Regions from separate parts of the Mus musculus genome. Here region 2 is linked to region 1. Evidence: chromatin contacts called from ENCODE Hi-C data. All regions are on one chromosome and are shown on one strand. Each heading gives the region's core, a stretch centred on a gene start or an enhancer-like site at or near the end of the contact. The rest is flanking DNA. Distances are from core to core; before and after follow the strand shown. Region 1 holds the start of Znhit3 (zinc finger, HIT type 3). Region 2 overlaps Ppm1d (protein phosphatase 1D magnesium-dependent, delta isoform).

Region 1 (5,090 bases), core at 1,158-3,657:
CTCCTGTATCCTGTCCATTTACCCCCTCTCCTTTCCTTACCATTTAGTATCTTTGAAATCAATTGAAGTGTGTTGTTTAAACTCGACCACCATGCTAGGTAGTGGTGGTGCACGCCTTTAATCTCGGCACTCTGGAGGCAGAGGCAAGGAAGGCCAGTCTGGCCTACAGAATGATTTCCAGGACTACACAGAGAAGCCCTTTCTCGAAAAACAAACAAACAAACACAACAACAAAAGCCCCAACCACCTCACCTTTGCTCTCCTCAGACCTCACAGGAGGCCCTGCTCTTCTCTTCTCAACAGGTCGGGCTTCAGAGCTGCACTGCTCTGAGAGAGACACAAATTTCAGGCATAGCCAAACACAACCCTCCATGCCAGCCAACGAGGCCGCAAGTCCCCATCACGGCCAGTGTACTGAATGTGTACTGGGTAGAGACACACAGAGGGAGAGACAGGTCAAACCAAGCGATCAGTCAGAGAACCGTGAGTAATTCCGAGTCCAGCAGAAGGGGCGAGGAAGCCGACTGAGCTTGGACCTGGGCAAGGTGGTTGTGTGCCCCACCCTACCTTCACAGGACTTCCCCCAGGATTAATGGCAGTGACTTCTATAAACATAACACAATTCATCAACAGTTACTGTATGTGTGCACCCATGTGCCGCTAGGACATGAAGGTCATAACTCCCAGGTCAGAGGGGTTTAGTAGTCATGGAACACATGGATAAGGTAAGAAAAGTCTGCTCTAAGTCTACCTGAGGAAGCCCAGAGACTTAACGGAGCGAGCTTTCACAAGCAGAAAGCAAGCATTTCGGCAGGGATAGGTCTGAGCCTGGGGTGGGAGAAAACAGCAGAGACAGAGGGAGAATGTGCTACATGTATGCAGTGTTTACAGAGGCCAGAAGAGGGAGTCAGAGCCCCTGAAGGGGAGTCAGAGCCCCTGGGAATGGACCTACAAGTTGCCTATAGTAGGCAGGTGCTGAAAACCAAACTCAGAACCTCTGGGAAAGCAACAAGAAGCTCTTAACAGCCGAGCCATCGCTCCAGCTCCATTCTCAATAGGTCAGGAACTTATTTTAACCAGTTCTGGTGGCTCCTATAATCCTAGCATTTGAGGATGACAAAGCATGATCATGATAGATAGGCCAGCCTGAACTACATAAAAAAAAAAAAAAAAGAGCCAGTCTCAGCTGGGCCGTGGTGGCTTGTGCCTTTAATCCCAGCATTAGGAAACTAAGGCATGGGGATTGTGAGTCTGGGAGGAGTATAGAATATATAGTTCAGCCAGGCGTGGTGGTGTACGCCTTTAATCCCAGCACTCGCGAGGCAGAGGCAGGCAGATCTCTGAGTTCGAGGCCAGCCTGGTCTACAAAGTGAGTTCCAGGACAGCCAGGGCTACACAGAGAAACCCTGTCTCGAAAAACAAACAAAAACAAAAACAAAACAAAAAAAGGAATATATAGTGAATCTGAGATACTCTTTCTCAGCACAAAATAAAACAGCACTTGGGAGGCAAGAGGCAGGCAGATCGCTATGAATTTGAAGCCAGCCCGGTCTACAGAGCGAGTTCGAAGGCAGCCAGAAACCCTTTATTGAAAAGCAAACAAAGAAAGAAGGAAAATGAAAGAAGAAAAAGAACCAGCCGGGCGTGGTGGCTCACGCCTTTAATCCCAGCACTCGGGAGGCAGAGGCAGGCGGATTTCTGAGTTCGAGGCCAGCCTGGTCTACAGAGTGAGTCCCAGGACAGCCAGAGCTACATAGAGAAACCCTGCCTCGGAAAAAAAAAAAAAGAGGAGGAGGAGGAGAACCTGTCTCAAAATACCACACACAGAAAAAGAAAATTTCTCCTATTGTAAATAATAAACAACCATATTTTAAAGACAACCATTGCTGGCTAATTGACCTCAGCCAAGGCAGTTTCTGCGATAGTGAGGGGCTACACTAGAATGTCAAGATGAATAAATAGCTAAGACTTTTCCCAAGAAAGCAGCTGACTTGCTTTGGATTATTTGAGACAGGGTCTCAGTCTGTAGTCAGGCTGGCTTTGAACTGGCGGGAATCCTCCCGCTTCGGGTTCCTGGGGGCATGGGGCCTGTACGGTACAAAGAAGGAGCAAGGGCTGCGACGGTGTCCCGGGGTCTTACCTTTGTGCTTCTGAAAACAGGGGACCGAACAGCTGTAATGAGACAGACAGGCTCAGGTCAGCACGATCAGCACGAGCGGCCGCAGCACGTACCCCTTGCCCGCAGCCGCCGCCCGCAGCCCGGCCTCCCTCCGAACCCACTACCCGCTCTGGCTCACTAGGGCACGCGGCAAGTCGGGCAACGGTATTTCGGCTTCTCCAAACAGACCACACAGACCGCAGTCCTACAATTCAGCGACGCCATGACTTCCCAGAAGACACCCGCGCTCACTCTTTTACCTAAACAAGGGCCAATCACAGCGCTCCGCACTCATTGGCAGTCAGAAGCAATGGATTGATCCTGTTCTCTATTCTAGGCCTCACCTGTAGAGTGTCGATACAGTAGATGTGCATTTAGAGCTGCTGCGTCAAGGATTTTTTTCCTCTGATTAGATCAGGCCACGGAACTCAGGATTTTTCTGCCTCTGCATCCCTGACACTGACATCACAAGTGTGCACCACCATGCCTAATCAAAGACATTAAAAAAAAAAAAAAACTGTATACGTGTGCGCCTGTGCCGGGGTAAATGATGTCCCTGCCCCAAGAGAGACCAGAAAAAGATATCAGATCCAATGGAGCTAGAGATAGGCGGGTTTGAACTTCCTACTGTGAATGTTAAGACTCAAACTCTGTAACAGCATCTAGCGGTCCTTACTGCTAAGCCACTTCTCCCAGCCCAAAAGACATTTGAGGCTGAGCTGCTGACAAATGCTTGTTGAACCCCGACTGTGAGTTCTACAATGTCCAGACACTGGGGATGATTGGAAGACGGTCTCTTCCCTAGGAGCACAAGGCTTGAAGTGAAAACAGAATGGGGAAAGGACTAAGGAAGAGACTGGAATTTTAGTGTCAAGCCGTGCATTTGCACGACTCTGAAAATGAGCCTGTAGGTTTTCTTGTGCTTCATGCCACTACAAGCCATGGTGGAGTTGACTGACTGCAGAGCAGATCAGTGGCTAGGCTAAAGGAATCCAGGCTAATGAGTCAGAATAGATGGGCTATGACTAACCTTGAAGGCTACTATAGACTTTAGTTATAGACAAAATCGTGGAGTCAGTTGTGTTAAGGTCTGAGACCCTGTTGCAGGGTGTGTCACCAGGCCCTACTTGGAATCCTGTTTTCTTTAAGAAACTTGCTCCTCTCTGAAGCTCTGAATTTGGTCTAACCTAAACTCCAGCTTCCAGGACCTTAAATCATGTTCCTCTCCCAAATGCCTCCTCCTCATCTATGTGGCCCATTCAGGCTCTAGGGTCCTTTGTTGATTTGTTTGTTTGTTTTTGTTTTTGTTTTTGTTTTTAAGACAGGGTTTCTTTGTGTAACCCTGGCTGTCCTGGAACTCATGCTGTATACCAGGCTGAGCTTGAACTCACAGAGCCGGCCTGCCTCTGTTTCCACCAGCCCTGCTCTAGGGTCCCTGTTAATAAGTGTGCGCATGAGCATCTGTGCCTGCTGAGATGGAGCTGCTGCAAACTAGGCAGTGCCTGGAGCCCTGACTCCCACTCTTTGAGTGTCTTAGAGGGCTTGGTTGCTACCTGAGCCCTTTTATCAATTAAAGTGGATGTCCAGACCTAAATTCTTGAGCTATTGAAAGACAAATGGAAATCATACATATATATTTTTTAACCTGTAGCTGGCAAAAGGGTTATTTCCATGATACTCGGAAGGAGTCTAATCTCCTGGATCTCTGCTACTGACAATTTGGTCTGACTCGGTAGAAAGGATGGGAAATGAGTAAGAGTCCTTCTTTAGTATCATGGGACCGCTGGAAGGCTCTCCAGGCCCAAAACACTGTCCTTCCGCTAAATCAGAAGGCCCCTTTGGCTCTCTCTTTGCTCCCGTCAGCCCGTCAAGAGCTTGCTTAGAATCCAATACAAATTCACACTGACCCAATAACCCTTTTCGTTCCTAGTCTTCAACAGAGATGTGACCTTTGGTTTCCAGAAGGTCCAAATTAAAATGGGACAACCAGAGAAGGCCAACAACTCATCCATGATCACATTTGAATCTGTGTCCTGTGTGGCAAGGGTATAAACTGTCACAGACCACCCGGATTTGTATTGTGTGTTTGTATGTAATGGCTGAAACCGAGAATCTCTCCTACACACACTTCCTGTGGTGGAGATGCTGCTCCCTCTATTCTGGAGGTCCCTAGCTTCAGGGATCACTGTCAGACTTTCTTCAATGTCCAGGACAGGAAAGGAAGTGTGAGGGGGACCAGGTGGGGGAATACCGAGGACACTGTGAATCCAGACTCGTTATCCAGTTGACCACACTTGAGGTTCCAATGGGAGCATCCTGGCTTTCTATGAACTCCAGTTAAACCCATCTTAGATGCCGCGTACTCCTCCGCAAGAGCCTGAAGAGCAGTGAAAATCCTTGGAAAGAAGCGAGACAGCAAAGAAAGGTTTCAGAACTCAGGTACCTAGCTACTGGCAGTCAGGCGCCTGTGAGCCTCCAGAGACTCTCGCAGTGTTGCATGCCAGCAACAGGCACCGCCAGAGGGCGCTGCAGGCCGCCGTTGGATCGGTGTAGCGACTACTCTTAGAGCCCAGCACACACCCCACTTTATGCTGTAGATTAAGCTGCTGGCAGCTTAGAAAAAAAAGCTAGAGTAGTAACTAAACCGTGAAGCGATGAAAAGAGAGTCTCCTGGGAAAAAGCAGGACAGTCGCCAACCTCGGGCTCTAAATGCTAAAGGCTCTCCAGGGCCAGCTCTCAGTGCCTCTTAGCTAGGAGCTCATGTAAACTCCAGGATAGTGGCAGTCCACCTGGAAGCTGACCACCTATGTTAGCCTAATGAGAATCTAGCTGTGCTCTGGGAACTTTGGGGTTACTAGCCTAGAGCAGAGTTTCTCAACCTGTGGACTCGTGACCCTTTCACAGGAGTTTCCTAAGACCATCAGAAAACAGA
Region 2 (5,090 bases), core at 1,744-4,243, 410 kb after region 1:
TCAAGATGTTTTTCTTAAATTTTTTGCTGTTCAAACTCAAGTGTTAACATGCTAATTCAAGATAAGTTGCTTTTTATATTCCGATAACTGTTCTAATGTGGAGAAGTAAAATATAAAATGTTTTCTTCCTTATTACAGCAGAATGGCCAAAGACTATGACAGGTCTTCCCAGCACGTCCGGGACAACTGCCAGTGTGGTTATAATACGGGGCATGAAGATGTATGTAGCGCATGTAGGTGACTCTGGGGTGGTCCTTGGAATTCAGGATGACCCAAAGGATGATTTTGTGAGAGCTGTGGAGGTGACACAAGATCACAAGCCAGAACTTCCCAAGGAAAGAGAAAGAATCGAAGGACTTGGCGGCAGGTGATCATTTGTTTTGTCTGTCTTATTTTGGTTCTGGTTAGCTAACTGTGTCTACTCTGTCTTTTGTCTTTCTACATCTCCCCCACTACTCCCTTTTAATTGAGGCAAGGTAGTTGTGTAGGCCAGCCTGGTCTGTAACTCACTGTGTAGCCTAGGCTGGTCTTCAGCTTGTTGCCCTTTGCTGTAGTTTCCGCAGGTCTGGGATTATACATGAATCCTTCCTCTTGCCTTCCACTCTCTTTTTGAGATAGAATCTTTTTTTTTTTTTTTTTTTGGTGTTTTTGAGAAAGGGTTTGTCTGAGTAGCTCTGGCTGTCTTGGAACTCAACTTTGTAGACCAGGCTGGCCTCGAACTCAGAAATCCGCCTGCCTCTGCCTCCCAAGTGCTGGGATTAAAGGCGTGCATCACCACGCCTGGCTGAGATAGAATCTTATATAGCTGAGCCTGACCTGGAACTCTGATCTTCCTGCCTCTTCCTCCCAAGTGCTTTGCTGGGATTACATGCATGGGCAACTATACTTGCTCTGTTTTCCTTTTTAAAGCAGTTAATCTTCTAGTATTATGCGGTTTTATTTGCTTGTTGTAAAAATATCACATTTACATTATTATTTTGAATTGCTTTATTGATGAAAATGGCTCTAAATGAGAAGTAATATCTCAAGTAACAATAGGTAAAATTTTATTGAAAGCCTTTCAAATAAATACTGACATAAGACCTTCAGAATCTGCATGGAGCAGAACAGTTAGAGTATGCCATGTGCCTGGCAGATACTATTCTTACAGCTTATCATAATCCTAGATATTTAGAAAAGCATTCTTCTTTTTAAGTCTCTTGGGACATGTATGTATGTATGTATGTATGTATGTATGTATATATGTATGTATGTATGTGTCTACAGTGAGAGAAAATGCTTCATTGACAGAACTGGTATGCTTTGGCATTTTTGCAGAACTCGCAGTGTTTAGTAGGTGACAGCTAGTCTTTCATATCTTCTGTCTTTAGACTGTCATGGAATGTTACCTTTGGTTGCAATAGCTGGTTACACACACATTTCAATGCAATTGTTTGTTTGTTTATTTATTTATTTTGAGACACAGTATGGGCCAGCCTCAAACTCACAGAGGTCCTCCTACTTGTACTGGGACTAAAGTATGTGCCACCAAGCTCCTCCCTCTCTTTCTTTTTTCTTTCTTTTTTTTTTTTTTTTAAAGATTTATTTATTATATGTAAGTACACTGTAGCTGTCTTCAGACACTCCAGAAGAGGGAGTCAGATCTTGTTACAGATGGTTGTGAGCCACCATATGGTTGCTGGGATTTGAACTCCAGACCTTTGGAAGAGCAGTCGGGTGCTCTTACCCACTGAGCCATCTCACCAGCCCATCTCCCTCTCTTTCTTTGTGGTAGATTGTGTGTGTGTTACTTGGGATTGAACTGAGAGTCTTATGCAAGCTAAGCAAGCACCTCCTGCTGACTTGGATTCCCAGTTCCCCATAATCAATCAATCTATCAATCTATCTATCTATCTATCTATCTATCTATCTATCTATCTATCTATCTATCTATCAGTCAATCATATGTAAGTATACTGTAGCTGTTTTCAGATGCACCAGAAGAGGGCGTCAGATCTCGTTATGGATGGTTGTGAGCCACCATGTGGTTGCTGGGATTTGAACTCAGGACCTTCAAAATAGCAGTCAGTGCTCTTACCCGCTGAACCATCTCTCCAACCTACTTATTATTTTTTGAGACAGGGTCTCACTATGTAGCTCTGGCGGTAGACCAGGTTGGCTCTGATCTCACAGAGATTGTATGTGAATGCTTCCTGATTGGGCCACCATACTTGGCCCTCACAATCTTTTAAATTGAGGCATTTTTTTTTTTTTTTTGACATTTCTGGAGATCAAACCCAGTCCTTGCACATGTAGGCAATCTCTGCCATTTAATTGTGCCACTGGTCTTTTCCTGTACATGTTTAATATTGGAAGGCCTTTTGCTTTTTCATTATATTAAGAAGATTTTTTTTTCTTGAGTATTTTCTTATTTTTTTAACTTGAATTTTTAAAGTTATTTGATTTGATTTTTTTTTCTTTTTTCTTTGATTTTTAATCTCATTAAAAAGAAAGAGTTTATAGTTTTTGCCTTTTCACTTAAAAATACCATCTGGACAGTTGGATACATGCCTTTTGCCATTTGGGAGCAGGTGTATTTTTGCAAAAATTGAGCCATTTTATGATAAGTTATTTCCTGTCTTCCCTCAGTCCCAGCCTAGGCTGTTGGCCAGCACTCTTGTTTTTGTAGCCTTCTGTTGATGCGCAGTCAGCTCTCTGCATGGCAGGCTGTTCCTCTCCATTTGCCTTTTAATACAGAGCAACAACAGAGTGTGCGGGAAAAGTAGTATCTTGTAACATTGCTTTGGTTTTAGACTTTTTCTTAAGCAAACAGTACCATTATTTGTCTTGTTTCTCAGACACACAAAGACCATAATATCCTTGCCAATAAAGTATCAGGGGACCTCTCAGTACATTTGTATTGGGGACAGCTCCTGGAATTGCTCTGTGCTGAGGCTCACCTGTCATGTTAGATGTTTAGAGAGAACACTTGGGCTTTAAGGCGGTTGGAAGACAGAATGCTGGCATTCATCCTCAGTGCGATCTCCTGTGTGACGATGTTCTTGTGAGTGGCCAGTTTACTTCATTCTACCCACTGAGCTTCAGCTTTGAAGAAAAGTAAGAAAGCAACCGCCGTTTGTCTTCCACCTCTCCTTGGTGTTAGAACTGAAAGATGAACTTAGTCTCCAAAAGGAAGGTGAACAAGGGACTTTCTGCAACTCTGCTTTATATTGACATTTTTGGATACTCTGTTTTAATGTGTTTCAGCTCAACTGTCACCGTATCAGTGATAACCACTGGCCACATGTGACTGCTTAAGTTTAATAAAAATTAAGCCATAGAACCAGTTCCCTTGTCCTACTCACAGTGTTTTCTAGCCCTGTGTTAACGGAGGACAGGGCAGATTGACCATTTCCTACAGCTGCTCGGCTCTCCTGGTGTGGCCTTTGATTTTATTGCGTTCTCTCTTTAGGTGAACTTGTCTACGGATTCTCTCCCTGTCAGTCTTGTCTGGGAGTGTGTGTACCCGGCTAAGTGTGGAGGTCAGAGGACAACTAGGACATTGCTCCCTGCCTTGTAACACAGGGTTTCTTTGCTGTTTTCCTGCTGAATTCCCCATGCTAGATGACCAGAAAGCTTCCAAGGATTCCCCCTTCTCTGTCTTCTATCTCCCTGGAGGAGGAGTGCGGGGATTACAGACGTCCCTGCATTTATGTCTGGCTTTACATAAGTCCTGGAGGTCTCAGTTCAGGTGGACAGGTTTGCACCGTCAAAGGCCTCAGTGTATCCAGCCATCACTACTATCCTGTCCTCGGGGATAGGTTTTTGTTTTTTCTTTTATTCTGCAGTACTGGGTATTGAACCTAAGGGCTCATGTATGTTAGCCAAGTGCTCTACAACTGAGCTGTATCCCTAATCTAGTTTTCCAGGCTGTGAAGCCAGTTAATGTTCATTTTGTTTAGGGAGATAGAGTCCTGCTGCTCACATACAGTAAACTTATAAGAAGGTGACACATGTAGCAGTGTGTCAGATTTCTTATGAACAGTGAGACTATCTGGCAAATCTGTATGTTGGGCTAGAGGCAAGTCAGGTGGGTGCCATGCCCAAGGCTCAGTGTTCAGTTCCCAGCAATGGGGACGGGAAAGGCTTCATATCATCTGGTTTACATATCTTCTGTCTATGTATAGTTTTTTTTATTACATTTATTTGTGTGTTTAGGCATGCATAAAGGTCAGAGAACACCTTGCAGAACCAGCTTTTTCCTTCTAATATGTGGACCCAGTGGATTGAGCTTAAGTCTTCAGGCTTGGTGGCAAGCAGAATATCTTGCTGCTCCCTTTGGTTATAGTTGAAGATGGGGTTCTCATTATGTTGTCCAGGTGACCTGAAATTTCATGATCCTCCCACCCAGGCACCCATGTCACCACTCCTCGGGAACTGGTTGGTTCACCTGGTGGTTGAGATGTCTCTGTCTTTGGCCTGGCCTTGCTGCCTTGTGTAGGCTGACCTCCAGGGATCCTGCTGCCTGCCTCCCCAGCCTGCATTCATCTTAAGCACGTACCAGCAGCACCAGCATGCCCAAAGATCTCCTGTTTTCATGGCAGGCACTTTACAGACTCAGCCATCTCTCTAGCACCTCTATTGACATTAAAAAAAAAAACAAACAAACAAAAAAAAAAACCAGAGAAGCAGCTGTGTGGGTGTGTGTGTGTGTGTGTGTGTGTGTGTGTTGGAGGGCATGACACAGAGAAACCATGGTTACTTTGAAATAAGGGTCAGTTTCTTTTAAGTAAGTCCCATTCAGTCACACCAAACACAGAATTAGCAATCATCTTCATTTTACTTTGATTTAAAAAAAAATAACCATATTTACAAAAGTTTTAGGTACTCTGAGGTGACTAACTCCTTTATAAAGATTTTTATTGCTTCTTTGGCAAAGTTGTAGGAGAATTTTCCTATCCTGTGACTCCCAGATATGTATCTACAAAGCTGTTGTGTTCTCCACGTCTAGTTTCATGCTTTGAATTACAGAACCATCTACATATATAGGAATCTGTACTCCAAAGAGGTGCTGAGCCTTCTACCACAACCTTCCAGGGGCCCAGATGTCA

What was found. A loop is a pair of places that touch in the nucleus more often than their neighbours do.
Region 2: a loop to region 1 is called in a map of v-Abl transformed pro-B cells, with 2.6 times the contacts of the local background. The contact joins the enhancer-like site here to the promoter of Znhit3 in region 1. A Hi-C loop is called at or near these places in 1 of 37 maps with a recorded cell type or tissue (v-Abl transformed pro-B cells).

What each region holds. Positions count from the first base shown.
Region 1 is chr11:84,913,959-84,919,048 of GRCm38, forward strand. Znhit3 (zinc finger, HIT type 3) reads right to left here and starts at 2,408. Exons shown (of 5, transcript NM_001005223.3): 1 at 2,298-2,408; 2 at 2,141-2,172; 3 at 253-327. The coding sequence starts at 2,383.
Region 2 is chr11:85,326,726-85,331,815 of GRCm38, forward strand. Ppm1d (protein phosphatase 1D magnesium-dependent, delta isoform) reads left to right here. Exons shown (of 6, transcript NM_016910.3): 2 at 139-367. Among named protein-coding and RNA genes, the nearest start is that of Ppm1d, 18 kb to the left of the region's middle. Within about 2 kb of position 2,994, at least 1 of the 3 ENCODE cell types and tissues checked has a DNase peak (open chromatin) inside an H3K27ac peak, as active enhancers do.